Regions from separate parts of the Mus musculus genome. Here all the other regions are linked to region 1. The links are chromatin contacts, found by Hi-C or POLR2A ChIA-PET in ENCODE. All regions are on one chromosome and are shown on one strand. The core of a region is the stretch at or near the end of the contact, and the rest is flanking DNA. Distances in the headings are between cores, read along the strand shown. Region 1 holds the start of Toe1 (target of EGR1, member 1 (nuclear)). Region 2 holds the start of Tesk2 (testis-specific kinase 2). Region 3 holds the start of Prdx1 (peroxiredoxin 1).

Evidence for each region. Hi-C counts contacts between places; a loop is a spot of excess contacts on that map. ChIA-PET counts read pairs that join two places held with the same protein, here RNA polymerase II (POLR2A).
Region 2: a map of heart shows a loop between it and region 1 (2.5-fold over the local background). The contact joins the promoter of Tesk2 here to the promoter of Toe1 in region 1. A Hi-C loop is called at or near these places in 1 of 37 maps with a recorded cell type or tissue (heart). POLR2A ChIA-PET finds 5 or more read pairs at or near these places in 3 of 5 experiments (Patski and embryonic stem cell).
Region 3: POLR2A ChIA-PET joins it to region 1 with 18 read pairs in embryonic stem cell. The contact joins the promoter of Prdx1 here to the promoter of Toe1 in region 1. POLR2A ChIA-PET finds 5 or more read pairs at or near these places in 4 of 5 experiments (Patski and embryonic stem cell).

What each region holds. Positions count from the first base shown.
Region 1 is chr4:116,804,296-116,808,871 of GRCm38, forward strand. Toe1 (target of EGR1, member 1 (nuclear)) reads right to left here and starts at 3,264. Exons shown (of 8, transcript NM_026654.2): 1 at 3,173-3,264; 2 at 2,322-2,464; 3 at 2,191-2,231; 4 at 1,964-2,060; 5 at 1,690-1,848; 6 at 1,191-1,450; 7 at 837-999; 8 at 1-760. The coding sequence starts at 3,224. The coding sequence ends at 140. Mutyh (mutY DNA glycosylase) reads left to right here and starts at 3,439. Exons shown (of 16, transcript NM_133250.2): 1 at 3,439-3,476.
Region 2 is chr4:116,717,823-116,722,333 of GRCm38, forward strand. Tesk2 (testis-specific kinase 2) reads left to right here and starts at 3,133. Exons shown (of 11, transcript NM_146151.4): 1 at 3,133-3,434.
Region 3 is chr4:116,683,089-116,687,509 of GRCm38, forward strand. It overlaps Prdx1 (peroxiredoxin 1), which reads left to right and starts at 2,511. Exons shown (of 6, transcript NM_011034.4): 1 at 2,511-2,572; 2 at 4,319-4,421. The coding sequence starts at 4,330. It overlaps AV051173 (expressed sequence AV051173), which reads right to left and starts at 2,934. Exons shown (of 3, transcript NR_040442.1): 1 at 2,849-2,934; 2 at 2,557-2,750; 3 at 1,874-2,220.

The sequences.
Region 1 (4,576 bases), core at 2,014-4,513:
CCATGAACTTGTAACAGTCCTCCTGCCTTAGCCCTTAGGTTCCTGGAATGACCAACACAAGCCACTACACTCTGCCAAACATCTCTTCTCCTACTCTTCGCTTCTTTCCCTGGGCCTAGTTACCAGGCAGATGTTGGAGTCAGCTGCTGCCCCAAGCCAGCTTCATTTTCTGGTTGTGGGCTTTGGATGGACGGGAAAACTGGCTCTTGGTCACTGTGAGGGGTACAGTTTTGCCACTTAGATATACCTTGTTGTGACATTCAGGAAGCCAAGGTTCAGAGCTGCAGAGTTGAAGTCCCTGGCTCAGGCCCACATAGGCCATCACATAGCCTGTCATAAAGGCGTCAAAACCAGCACGATGCAGTCCGTCCCCAGGCACGGGGTTAGTGCTGGCTTGGTTCACCAGCAGCTCTGAGGTGGCCACATCAGCTGTTTCAGCACTTGTCCTCCTATGTGCCATCTCCAAGCTACTTGTGTGACCTTCCCTGGAGCCAGGCTGATCCCCAGCCTCACCTTCTGCCACTTTTTGTTCCATTTTCTCAGTCTCGAGGCTATCTTCACAGACCTGTTTTGTGGGAGGACCATCTTCAGCTTCCGCAAGGGTCTGTGTCCCTGGTTGGCTCTGTAAAGACCTCTTCCGTTTGTCCTTACGTCGCCGTCTCCGCCGCTTATCTTCTGCCACAGCCTCATCAGTGTCAATTATAAGGTCAATATCGTGTGACTGAGGACACTGTGGTCCCAGAGGACACCAGCCATAGGCCTGGAGGTTGGAAAAGTGTAAGAAGGGGCTCCATACATCAGAGCCTTCCCTCCCCAAGAAATGGACATTTACTCACCGAGAACTTGTCACAGATGCCAGTGGTACGAGAACGACGGCAGGTCCCAGGGGACATACAGCAGCGGTAGTCAATGTGCCCGCTCATGCTAGATGGATAGCTGCAGAATTCCAGGGCAAGATGTGGGCTGCCAGCTGCCCGCTGCTTCCCATTCTCCCGCTCACTGCAACAGCGCAAGAAGGTATTGCTTCACTAGCATATAAGTTCCACCAGAACAGGGGGGGTTGTGTTTTGTTCACTGCTGAATCTTCAGCACCTAAAAACAGTGCCTGGCATATGGTAGGTACTAGATAAATAAGTGAATGAAACAGGCTCATGCCAGGCCCCACCCCTTCCCATCAACCATGTTCTCACCATTTCCGGAAAGCGTATTCTAAGTAGGAAGCTACAAATCGGGCATGGAACTCGGCGGCATATTTGGTGTCATAGATGCCTGCTGGGAACATCTCACACAGGTCAGCAGTGAAGGTCCCCAAGTTCTCAGGCAGGTGCGCGTAGAAATTCTGGTACAGGAACACCAAGTCTATAAGGCCATTATGTAGCACCAGGGGCCGTCGGGCCCGAATCAGTTCAAGGAACAGCGTCCGTACCGACTGGCTCTGGCTCTCATCTCCCTAGGTGGAAGGGGAAGGACAACGATGCCCAGTCAGCACCCAGTCAGCACACTTAACCAGGTTTCCCACTGGGGAAGCACCGCCTCATTATCTAACCCCGCCCTGCCCCTTCCACAAAGGTCTTGTTTCTCGAGCCTTGTCACACACATGTCCCCCACCCCCCACCCCCCAGGCCTATGCAAGCAAGAAATAAACCACACGGGACTCGAACTCAAGGCCAGAGGAAGCTGGAGAGCTACCTTGTCATTGCCCTTATGGTAGGGGATACCCTGGGCGTACTGCCGGTTGAAGTTGAAGCCATGCTGTACCAGGAACTGCACAGACTTCGGTTCTATAACGTACTCCTCTATGCATAGCAGGGTGAGATTGAACACTTGAGCCAAGTAAGAATTTTCACCCTGAAAAACATGAGGATCTACTTTACCAAAAACTGGGAGGAAAAATTTCCACCATTAAGATCTCAACTCTCAGGCCCCATGCCTCCCTCAGACCTGGGATGAAGGTAATTCCTACCTTATCTGGTTGCTGCCTGAAGCAGGCGAGGCCCAGGGACAGGACAGAACGGGTCCTGGCAGCATGACACACGGCCTTGTAACGTTCCTCAATGCACCTTAGAGTTGGGTTTGGGCATGAGTTAGTTTCACAAAGAACCCAAACTACCAGGGCTGGCAGTCCCTAGCTTCTGGGTTGAGACCTACATATTTGTTAGAGCTGGGATCACAGGCAAGGCTTATACTTACTGGTTCAGCAAACTCTTCCTATCCCCGAGCCCACTCAGCTCCTATGGGTGGGTAAAGGAAGTGTGGTTATTTTCCACACCCATCACCAAACACTTCACAGCCACCTGCCCTCCCTTCCTCCCACTCCTCACCGTGTCCACAGCCACAAAGCTAGCTGTCTTTAAGGCTAGCAAGAGTGATGGCCATATCTCCTTGAAGTTGTCACTCTGCACGTCTACCACAGGAACCCGAACCACAAACTCCTCTGCAGGTTGTGTGTTTTTGTTGACACCACCTGGGGATAAGGGCGTTGATGGATTTAGATGGTTTCACAAGGTCCCTGTGGAGCAAACACCAAGCTAGATGTGGGCAAAGGGGTGCCCACTGACAAGCTTTCACTTAAAGATTTTACATCTACCAGCTCTAAACACAAGCTCTGAAATGGGCAGTGCCCTAAATTTGGAAAAAGGGCATCTGTGTCTTTTAGTGCCTTTATGTGGGACTGGGAAATCATTTCTTTTTTGCATCATGATCAGGAGAAAAGTGGACTAGATAACCTTTGAGGATTCTTTATCCTCCAGCCTGTAATCCCAGGACTAGGGAGCATTAGGCTGAAGGACCACGAGTTCAAGGCTAGCCTACAGAGCATGCTCCTATCTCAAACACAAACCGATCCCATAAAGCCACATATACATGATGCCTCAACAGCTACCGGAGTGCTCCAAAGTTAAACCCAAGCTCCACTTACTGTGGACGACTACGCACTCTGGTATTACCGACTGACAACCACCGGCTCCGTCCAAAACACACCACCCATCCCACCTCACTGCTCCACTCTACAACAGTTCGGGTTTTGCAGTTGCACGCGCTGCACACTGGGAGTTGTAGTCTAAGATAGCTGAGGCAAGAAGAACTACAGGCCTGTCTCCGAGCTACCGGGCCGAGGCTTTTCCCTCCCCAGGACCCCTTAGGCTTCTGTGGCCATCCCTGGGGAGCCGCTCACCGTCAGAGGGCGTTGGAACTGGAGGCACATCATCGTCACTGTCCGCGGCCATGACGCCCCTCGCCAGCCTTCTGGAGGTACGCAGAGACTTCCGCTTCGTCTCCAGAAGCGACACGGATCTAGGATGGGGCGGGGTCTCGGCGTCTGGGTCCCGTAGGGTCAACTTCCGTTCCGAGTGGTCGGGCGGGGTGCGGAGCGTGGGCCTTGCGCGCGCTGAGTGTCTATTGGCTGGACGGTCCTACTGACCGAAGCCACGCCCCCTTCGGGGTTTCTTGGGAGCGGCCGGTCGGAGACTGCGCAGGAGGTAATCTGTGCTTTCATTTGTGGTGGCGGGAACGTGGAATCTTAAAATTACAGCCGATCGTTTCACTTACACAAACTCAGGGTTGGCATGGGCAGCGCAGGCTTCTCGGCGCTGGGTTGGGGAAAGAATGCCTCCTGCGCTGAGCTAAAGCAAGCCTAGGAGTTCGGGAGAGAGGGGTGCACGGCCGAGTAAAGGGGTCCTGAGCATGGACACAAGTCCAGAAAGATAAGGAAGTGAGAGGGAAGCGTTCTACAGGACACAGGTAGATAAGTGGTAAAATGACCAGGAACGTTTTAAAGATAATTCACCCAAGTATTAATGTGCACTTGAGTTAAGGTTTTGGTAGGTCTTAATTTGACCTGTAGGTGGTAACAATGTCGGAATTCAGTCCCATCCTAGGAAGTGTTCTCTAGCTCCACCGACCTAGATTTCTCCTTATCTTAAAAGATAAAAGGCTTCAAACTTATCTTTAAAAATTCAGGCTGGGTGGGATGGTGCCTGACAATAATCTCATCCTTCAGGAGGCAGAGGCAGGCGGATCTCTGAGTTCAAGGCCAGCCTGGTGTACTGAGTGAGCTCCAGGGCTGCACAGAGAAACTCTCGTCTCTATAAAACAAAACAAAAAGCAATCTCCACACCTGGAGTGCTGGGTTATAGGTGTGCACAACCACTCTAGTTTGACTTTTTTTTTTTTTTTTTTTTTTGGTTTTTCGAGACAGGGTTTCTCTGTATAGTCCTGGCTGTCCTGGAACTCACTTTGTAGACCAGGCTGGCCTCAAACTCAGAAATCCACCTGCCTCTGCCTCCTGAGTGCTGGGATTAAAGGCGTGCGCCACCACGCCCGGCTAGTTTGACTTTTTAAAAAAGATTTGTAGTGGGCGATGGTGGCGCACGCCTTTAGCCCCAGCACTTTGGGAGGCAGAGGCAGGCGGATTAGGTGGGTTTCTGAGTTCGAGGCCAGCCTGGTCTACAAAGTGAGTTCCAGGACAGCCAGAACTACACAGAGAAACCCGTCTCCAAAAAACAAAAACAAAAAAGGTTTGTTACTATTTTTAATTCCGTGTATGATTTCTGCGTGGGTCCGTGTGTGTGAGTGCAGT
Region 2 (4,511 bases), core at 1,883-4,382, 87 kb before region 1:
TGTGCAGTCAGCTTATGGGAAGGTTCCAACTCTTAGTTCAGGCTGGCAAGAGGAGACAGTTATCTTAAAAAAAAAAAAATAGAAGGATGAGGTAGTAAAATGGGAGCTACTTTTAGTAATGGTATATTTAAATTTCTGGCCCAACTAATAGCCAACATTATGGGGAGAGGGCCTTGGACATTGAATAGTTATAGGGATATCTTCCACATTTTTTTGTTGGGGTGTGTGTGTGTACATGTGCGTGTGCACATGTGTGCGAGTGTGTGCACAGTTGCGTACATGTGTGTGTGCATGTGTGCATTTGCACCTGATTATTTTGAGCATGAGTATGTGGTGACCAGAGGCAGGGTCTCTCAGTGGGTATGATAGTGCACACCTTTAAGCCCAGCTCTTGGGAAGAGGCAGATGGATCTCTGAGTTCAAGACCATCTCTGAACTGTATAATAAGACCTTGTGCCGGGCAGTGGTGGCACATGCCTTTAATCCCAGCACTAGGGAGGCAGAGGCAGGCGAATTTCTGAGTTCGAGGCCTGCCTGGTCTACAGAGTGAGTTCCAGGACAGCCAGGGCTACACAGAGAAACCCTGTCTTGAAAAAGGACAAAAAAAAAAGACCTTGAGAGAGAGGGAAGGAGAGGAGAGGTTCTTTTTGCTTTTGTTTTATTTATTGTTATTTCATGTGAGTAAGTGCTTTGCTTTGCCTGCATGTGTGTCTGTACCACTGTGCTTGTCTGGTGCCTGCAGAGGCCAGGTGAGAGCACTGGATCCTCTGGAACTGGAGTTAACTAGAATCAGCATATATGTGCTGGGAATCGAACCAGGATCCTCTGCAAAAGCAGTCAGTGCTCTTACCTGCTGAGCCATCTCTTCAGCCCTGTTTTCATTTAGTATGTAGTATGTAGTATGCATTTACTTGGACTGACTCAGAACTCTGTAGCTCAGGTTGGCTTCAAACTTGTTTCCATCCTGCCTGAGTCTCCTGATTGCCAGGATTACAAGTGATACAGTGATATCATACTTAGCTTCAGACCCAGTTTTATTTTATTGATTTATTTTGGTGTGTATATGACAGAATCCTGTGTTGTCCAGGCTTGCTTTAGACTCTTTATATAGCCAAAGGTGGCCTTGTTCCTCCTGTCGCCACACCCCAGGTATTATAGGTATGTAGACCATACCTGGCTTGTTTGTGTACATTCATGCTACCGAGTACATGTTGGGATTAGGAGGCAGCTCTGGTGTTGGTCTTTGCCTCCCACCTTCCAGGAGTGCTGGGATGACAGACTCTTCCTCAGGTTTGCACGGTAACTACTTGAACCCTTGGTGTTGTTGTTTTTCCTCCTTCCTCTATTTAATAGTTTTTATTTTGAGGCCAGGTATCAAGTGTCCCAGGCTGGTCTAGACTCCATATCTAGCTGAGGATGACCTTGAACTCCTGAAATCCTGCCTCCACTTTCTGAATGGTGATTTGATAGGAGTGTGACACCACATCTGGGCGCCGTGCATACTAACACTGCCAAATGGACTGCATCTCCAGCCCCAAATTTAAAAAATTTTTGTTATTTAGATCCACATTTAACACAAGCCTTTTCGCCAAGCCTCTCTCTGTCTTTCACTGGGCAGATAATTTATCTGGCATGGTGGCATTAGCTCCGATTGCTACCAGTAGTATTTATCAACTGTTTGTATCAAGCTCTATGGGAGACACACTTGCAAGGGTGCCAAATCTTTCAACAGAAATGTTAAAGGACAACGGTGGAACAGTGGGTCTGAACTGCCACCAGGTGGCAGCACATAATTTATGTCAGAAAGATCCTGAACAGGCCAAGAGAACTGTGCCTGAGTACCTCCCTTCAGAGATTCTGTGAGCTAATTACTCTTCCTCAAACAATTCCCTGTTTAGGTTATGCTTCTGTTCAAGGATAAATCACACAGCATTTAAAATAAAAAGATAATTTTATTATTTAAACTCCACTCATGTTCAGCCTCTTGCAATTTTATTTCCTACTATACATTTTCATAAACTCAGCTGTCAGTAGCACTACATTCCATTGGTGTTATTATTTTCAGTGCTGGGAATTGAACCCTGGACCACATGGTACATTACCATTGCTTTCTGCCCCTAGTATTTATTTATTTATTTATTTTTTTTTGTTATTCGAGACAGGGTTTCTCTGTGCAGCCCTGGCTGTCTTGGAACTCACTCGGTAGACCAGGCTGGCCTCGAACTCAGAAATCCGCCTGCCTCTGCCTCCTGAGTGCTGGGATTAAAGGCGTGCGCCACCATGCTCGGCTCCTAGACATATTTTAATTATGTCTCACATGCTAAAGATTTCTGAAGGGAGGCCCCTAAACCGTTGGGAGTAAGACCTATATCCCACTGCTCTTATTCTTCTTTAGCAGTCTGTTCAGCTATAAAATTATGAACCCTTGAGATCCATGGCTATGGAAAGTGTGAGGAAATCTGTACCTGATGAACAGTTGGGTAGAATTGTTATTCCCTTCGAAGATCTTTCATATCTCTCCTTTCCATCTAGCTGGTGATACCAATCCTCTAAGCCTTCCCTGAATTCAATCTCTCCCTTTGGCATTTCGTTTAAGTTATACTTACTGCTCTTTCTCAAGTTGTTAGGAATTATGTGCTAATTTTAGCTTGTCAATATACTGCGTTCCTGCAGGACACTGCATTCGATCCAGCAGAACACCTTATTCAAAAGCCGCGCCAGTTTAGTGCTTGTTTAATTGGCTTAATTAATTTACCATTCGCTTCTGTTTGGGGGGGTTTGATTGGTCTCTCTTGTGTCCCGCCCTCTGAGACTCTTTAGACTAGGTTTTCCCCAAGGTGAATTCTCTCCGGTTCCGCTTTTTCAACACACTGTCCCCTCTGTTTTTAACTCCACTCTCTTCCTATTGGTTCCCTTCATCTTCTAAGAGTTGGCGCCGAGCGTTGCTGATTGGCTTTTCTGTACGCCCATTGTGCCCACCCTCGTACCACGTGGCATTCCTAACGTTAATTGGGCAACTCTATTAGCTCGTTTGTCAAAGGTTGACGATTGATTGGCTGCTCTGAGGGAGGCCTGAGGAGGGGGCGGAGCTCACGGGGCCCCGCCCCCAGCCCCCTGCCCCCCAGGCGTTTCAGACACTCACCGGCGGGGAGCCGAGAGTTTCCAGCTGCCTTCTCAGTCCCAGCGGTGATCCGCCTCCGGGCCCCGCCGAGTAGGCGGGGGAAAGCAGCTCAGACCGCAAGGCCATGGCAGTAGCCTCCAGCTCCTGCGCCGCCGCTGGCCCTGAGCAATCTCCGGCTTCTGCCCAAGGGACCCTCACCTCCTCCGCAGGCTAAACAGCCGCGGCCGGGAGCTGCTATGCTCGCTCTGGGCCGCTGCCTCCCTTACCCTCTGGCCGGCGCAGACGCCCCCTCCGCGGCTCAGTTGTGCCTCAGGTAACGTCGGGAGAGTGCCTGGGGACCAAGGCTCGGCATCCCTGCCCTGCGCGCAGCTTGGCTCATGGGTCGCTGAGCACTGGACAATCCGGTGCTGTACTTGAGATTCTCAAAGAAGCGGGGACTGTCTCTTGCCCCTCTCCCCCTTTCCTTCTCAGTTCCCTCCGGGTCCCGGGACAGTCCCCACCTCGTCTCAGGGGTCAAGAACCCATTGGACGTTATACTCAAAAGGGTTGTTTGTGTCTGACCTTCCTCACTTGTGAAGTTGTGGAATCCTTCACGTCCCGTTCCCCTACTGAGTGTGCCTCACTAGTCTCCGAGCCCCCTTCTCCCTCTGAGATCTGGATTCCCTCCGAAACGTGCTCATCTCTCCTAACCACCCTGACTCCTATCCTAAGAGACTTCTCTCCTTTTTATTCACGTTCTTACCCTTCATTTTGAAGAAGACTCTTATCTAAACTACGATTCTGATTTAGTTGGAAATAAAAGCCAGATTAGTCCAATTGAAAAACCTTTTAATTTAAACCTCTGAGAAAAACTTGTTAAAGAATTTGGACTTTATTTGTAGGCATACGGAGCCATTGAAGGTTGTAAGCAGGAGTTTGATATGGATTATCTCTGGAAAATGTGAAAGAAAGATTGAAAGTAAGACCGGAGGGCAGAAGGCCCAGGTAGTCAGGAGGCTGCTGTGTTTTGTGCGTGAGAAGAGGATGAATGGACTGGAATAGTTGTGGAAAATGAAGAGAATGGCATGAAATTCCAAGAATTTTAGAATAGAATTTAGAGGGTTTTTTGCTTTCTGCTTTTCTACATAAGGGCTTTCTCATTGGTTTATGGTATTGGGTTGGTGGTGCTAACAATGTAAAGAAGTAGATCTGAAGAATGATAAGTTGGGTTGTGGACAAGTTCAACCCGAGTTTTTCAAATAGAGGTGGAAAGTTGCTCATAGAACTGATTAAGTTAGGCTCTAAAGACATAAATTGGAATTAAATAGGAATACTTGAAACCTTAGCACCCCCTCGTAGTACTCCAGAAAGCGGAGAATTGGGCTGTGGACAGAGGCAGCATTGCTGAGGA
Region 3 (4,421 bases), core at 1,261-3,760, 120 kb before region 1:
AACAAAAAACTACTGTTGTCAAGAGAATTGATAAATGCATAAAAGGCCAGATGCTCAGGCAGCATGACATAGCATTTCCCCATTTCTATCCTGGTGCAAGAGCCGTGGGAAGTAGTGGGGTTAACTCCTCCACCAACTGGAAATGAATAATGTGAAATAACCTCATGCTGAGAAGGAAAATGAAAGACACTTCTGTAATAAAGGATGATACATACCCAAAACTTCAGATACTCAGCTAGCATGACATAGCTTTTCCCCCATTTTTTTTATCCTATTATGTTACTAATAAGAGTTAAGAGAAGTCTTGAAAATAAAAGTGTCAGAGGTTTGGCATCACGTGCCTTTAATCCCAGCACTTAGGAGGCAGAAACAGTTGATCTATGAGTTTAAGGCCAGCCTGGTCTAAGGAGTGAGGTCCAGGACAGCAAGCACCATACAGAGAAACCCTGTCTCAAAAAACCACACATGCATGCACACACTCACACACAGTCATTGTTCCTTCTATGTGACCTTACAAAAAATATAATCCTACTAAGACTTGTCTTTTCTTGCCTATACAATAGAATAATTCTAACATCTTTCTTCGGGAGTGGGGATGACAATTTGAGGCAGGGTTTATCTGTGTAGCCCTGGCTGTCCTAGAACTCGTTTTGTAGACCAACCTGGTCTCGAACTCAAGAGATTCCACTTGCCTCTGCCTCTCAAGAGCTAGAATTAAAGGCATGCATCAACAAGTCTGGCTAACTCTAGATCTTAACGTACATAACTAGTGTTTGTTAGCATAATACCTAAATTTGATGTGGTGGTAGGTGTTTTGTTCTGTTTTGTTTTTGAGACAAGTATCTCCTTTATTGTCTTGGCGACTCAGCCTCTCGAGTGATAAGATTATAGCCGTGCACCCGTAAACCTGGTCCATAGTACTTAGTTCTTACTGTGTAATAGAGATGTGAACTATCATTTCTGTTGTAACTTTTTCATCTCCCTCACTTAAAGCTCAGAACTGCTTTCAAGGCTATCTATTCAAACCAGGAAAACCAATTCCACTTAATTGCAGAGAGGATAAGCCTGTAGACTCAGATAAGCATTACTTCCTGGAAAGCTGTCCCTGACCTGAGTTTATTGATTAGTCCCTTTAACAGAGTTACCAGCTTTCATTTGTCCCTTGACTTGACCATTATGCCTAAACCTCTACGGCCTAATAAAATCTTCTAACTGTTGTGTTTCCATGTCTGCCCCATCCTTATAGCATGACTTTCTAGAGGGTAAAGTTTGGATTATATCCATCTCTGGGTTCCTAAATCACACAAAGCATGTGATATGAAATGGGAACTCTGAGCTTTGTATCTATCCGGCTTCCCCTCCCCTCCCCCAAGGTCTCTATGTTGTCCTTGCTGTCCTGGAACTTGCTATGTAGACCAGGATGGACTAAAAAACACAGAGGTTCTCTTGCCTCTACCTTCCCAGTGCTGGCCATCAAGCCTGACCCCTCTTTAACTCTCTTGACTTTTTTTTTTTTTTTTTTTTTGGAGGCAGGATTTCTCTGTGTAGCTCTGGCTTTCCTGGAACTCGCATTGAATTGAGACCAGGCTGGCCTCGAACTCAGAGCTCCATTAGTCTCTGCCTCTAGAGTGCTAAGAAGATGTGCCATCACTGCCTGGCTTGGAACAGTGACTTTTAACTCAGGAAATTGACCACAGAGCCCCAGTTTTTAAAACCACAAATCAGTTTAGTGACAGGCTGAGATTCAGAAAGATTTAAGAATAATGCAAGAAATGGGTGTGAAACAGAAAAGCAGTATCCAGTAATCAGAGACCAATGGAGGCTGCCCTCAGTGGTGAGGGTTAATGAGGACCAGACTAGAACAGGAGTTTTGTTTTTGTTCTTAACGATTTATTTCTTTTCATTTTCTGTGCATTGGTGTTTTGCTTGCATGTATGTGTGAGGGTGTTGGATCCTCTAGAACTGGATCTACACAGTTATGAGCTGCCATGTGGGTGCTGGAAATTGAGGCTGGGTCCTCTGGTAGTGCAGCCAGGGCTTATAACGGCTGAGCCAGCTTTTCCAGCCCTAGAATAGGTTTGTGAGGCTGGGGTGCGACTGAGAAATATTTGGGTGCACAGTTTCCCCTGAACGTGGTTTAATTTTAGACGTGGCCTTCCAAGAGCAGTAAAACAGACCCTTCTTCTAGTTTGGGTCTTGATTGCACAGCACACAGTGGTCCTGGGAATAAAGAGAGGCACGGATTACCCGGGTACCCCGATTAAACGAGGAAATGACTCAAAGGGCAGTGCTTTTCTACCTCTGGGAACAGCATCACTGAAAGTGTGAGCGTTTCCCCCTGGAGACCCCCTCCACTCCAGGCCCATCCAGGGAAAGCGCTGAGTCATCCCCCGTAGGCCGGCCAGGGTGGGGCGGGGCTCAGCCAGGTCCCCCTCTTCCCGCACCCCCGGCCCGTGAGAATCTCGCGAGAACTTTGTAGGCTATAAAAGCAGCTCCCCGCGCGCGCTGTCGGGCGACCTCTTCCTGCGTTCTCACGGCTCTTTCTGTTTGTGAGACCTGTGGCTCGACCCTGGTGAGTGTGCGGGTATCGCCGCTGAGAAACGCGGCTCGCGCCCATCACTGGTTCCTTCTCCCTCTGGCCGGTCCCGGCTCGTCCCGGGCGATCACGGGCTGAAGCGGCAGGGCGAGGCCTGGTCCCGCGAGTGCTGGAGCTCTACTCGCATTCTTCACGTGGCGCTTAGTTCCCGGACCTGTTGGAACCCTGAGGCTAACGTTCAGTTTCCTCCTCTCCCGCTCACCGATAGAGGGCGGAGATGGCTTGGTGGGACGAGTTTGTGCTGGAACTTACCGCGCGCACTGGGCTGTGTCGTTGTGTTTTCTGATGTGCTATAGTGGGTGATGGCGTGAGTGGTAGGAACGTAACCTCCAGCGAGCTTGGGGCGTGACCTTCTCCGGCGTTCTAGTCCGATTCCTACGGAGACTTCTCAGCGGCCGGAAGTCGCTTTTCCGGGATTGGTTGAGTTTGGAAATGCTGGGCCACGTTGCAAAGCAAGTTTGATTAAAAGATGGTTTATGTTAGGGGGCACACCAGATAGGTAGTTGCTATGCTGCAGGTGCAGCATGTCCCTGAAAAAAAACAGTTAAAAGTTTTTTAAAGTTTGCGATGAAAGATGCTTTTTTTCTTGGCGTTTCTTTTGGTTATTGGTATTATGAACCAAGAAATTTGGAACTTGGATTCCAACTTGCACTCATACTGAGAGGCGTAAATTTTCTTTTAGATTGTGGGTTTTTTTTTAATGTGTATGTCTACCTGTGTGGTAAACACCCCCCCCCCCCCGAGCTAGTTACAGGTGGTTGTGAACCCATCCTAAGTGGGTGGAGGAATCTGAACCAGGACTTTTCCGGAAAGGAGCAGTGTAGGCTCTTAAATTGTTGCGCCATCGCTGAAGCTCCTAATGTTGTACATCTTAACAATTTATTTGTCTTGGTGTTGACCTGGGTCGATAGTGCAGAAATCGGTTTCTTAGCAGTACATTGACTCTTTTTGTATTTTTCTTAGAGTATCTTGGAAATAGGTTGGCCTCTAATTTGGCTAGCCTTGAACTCCTGAATCTTAAGCTTCTACTTCCCAAGTGTTGAGATTACACATCCCAAGTTTTTTTCTTTTAAACATTTGTGTGTGTGAACCTTGTAGAAGTCGGCTTTCCATCCTTATGGGCATTCTGGAGATGGAACTACGGTCATCAGATAGCAATTACCTTAACCTGCGTAACCTCCCTCATACAGAAATTGAGACAAGTGTTCCCTCGGTTCAGTATCCTCCTCCCTCAGCATGCAGAGTGCTGGGATGATGCTCCACTGTCCCTGGGTTAAACCTAAAGAACGTTTTAAGACACGGTTACTAAATCTAGGTTGGCCTCAAACAAGTTATGCAGAGAAAACTTAAGCTTAAACAGAACACCTAAAGATCTGAAGCAATAAATGCCAGTGTCCTGGCATTGATGTGCTTGGGATTTTTGTGTCTGTTCCATTTCCTTCCCGTTTCTCCCTAATGAATATGCAGAATAAAATGCCATTGCAAAAACTGGCTTAGAAAGGGTGGGAGAGCTGACCTATTTAGACACACTGTGGAGCTGTTAGCAAGTGAAAACAAAGGCTGATTTTTCAGTCTCAATTTTACCCTGGAGTTGGAGCTTTGGGTTGGGACCCTTAACTGTGAGCCTGTGTTCTGATTGAGCTACAGTTAAGTTCCTAGGTAGGTGAAAGCTGTTGCTTATTTAGAAGAATAGGGTTTACTTTTTTTTGTTGTCTTTTCCAGCTGATAGCAAGATGTCTTCAGGAAATGCAAAAATTGGGTATCCTGCTCCCAACTTCAAAGCTACAGCTGTTATGCCAGATGGACAATTCAAAGATATCAGCCT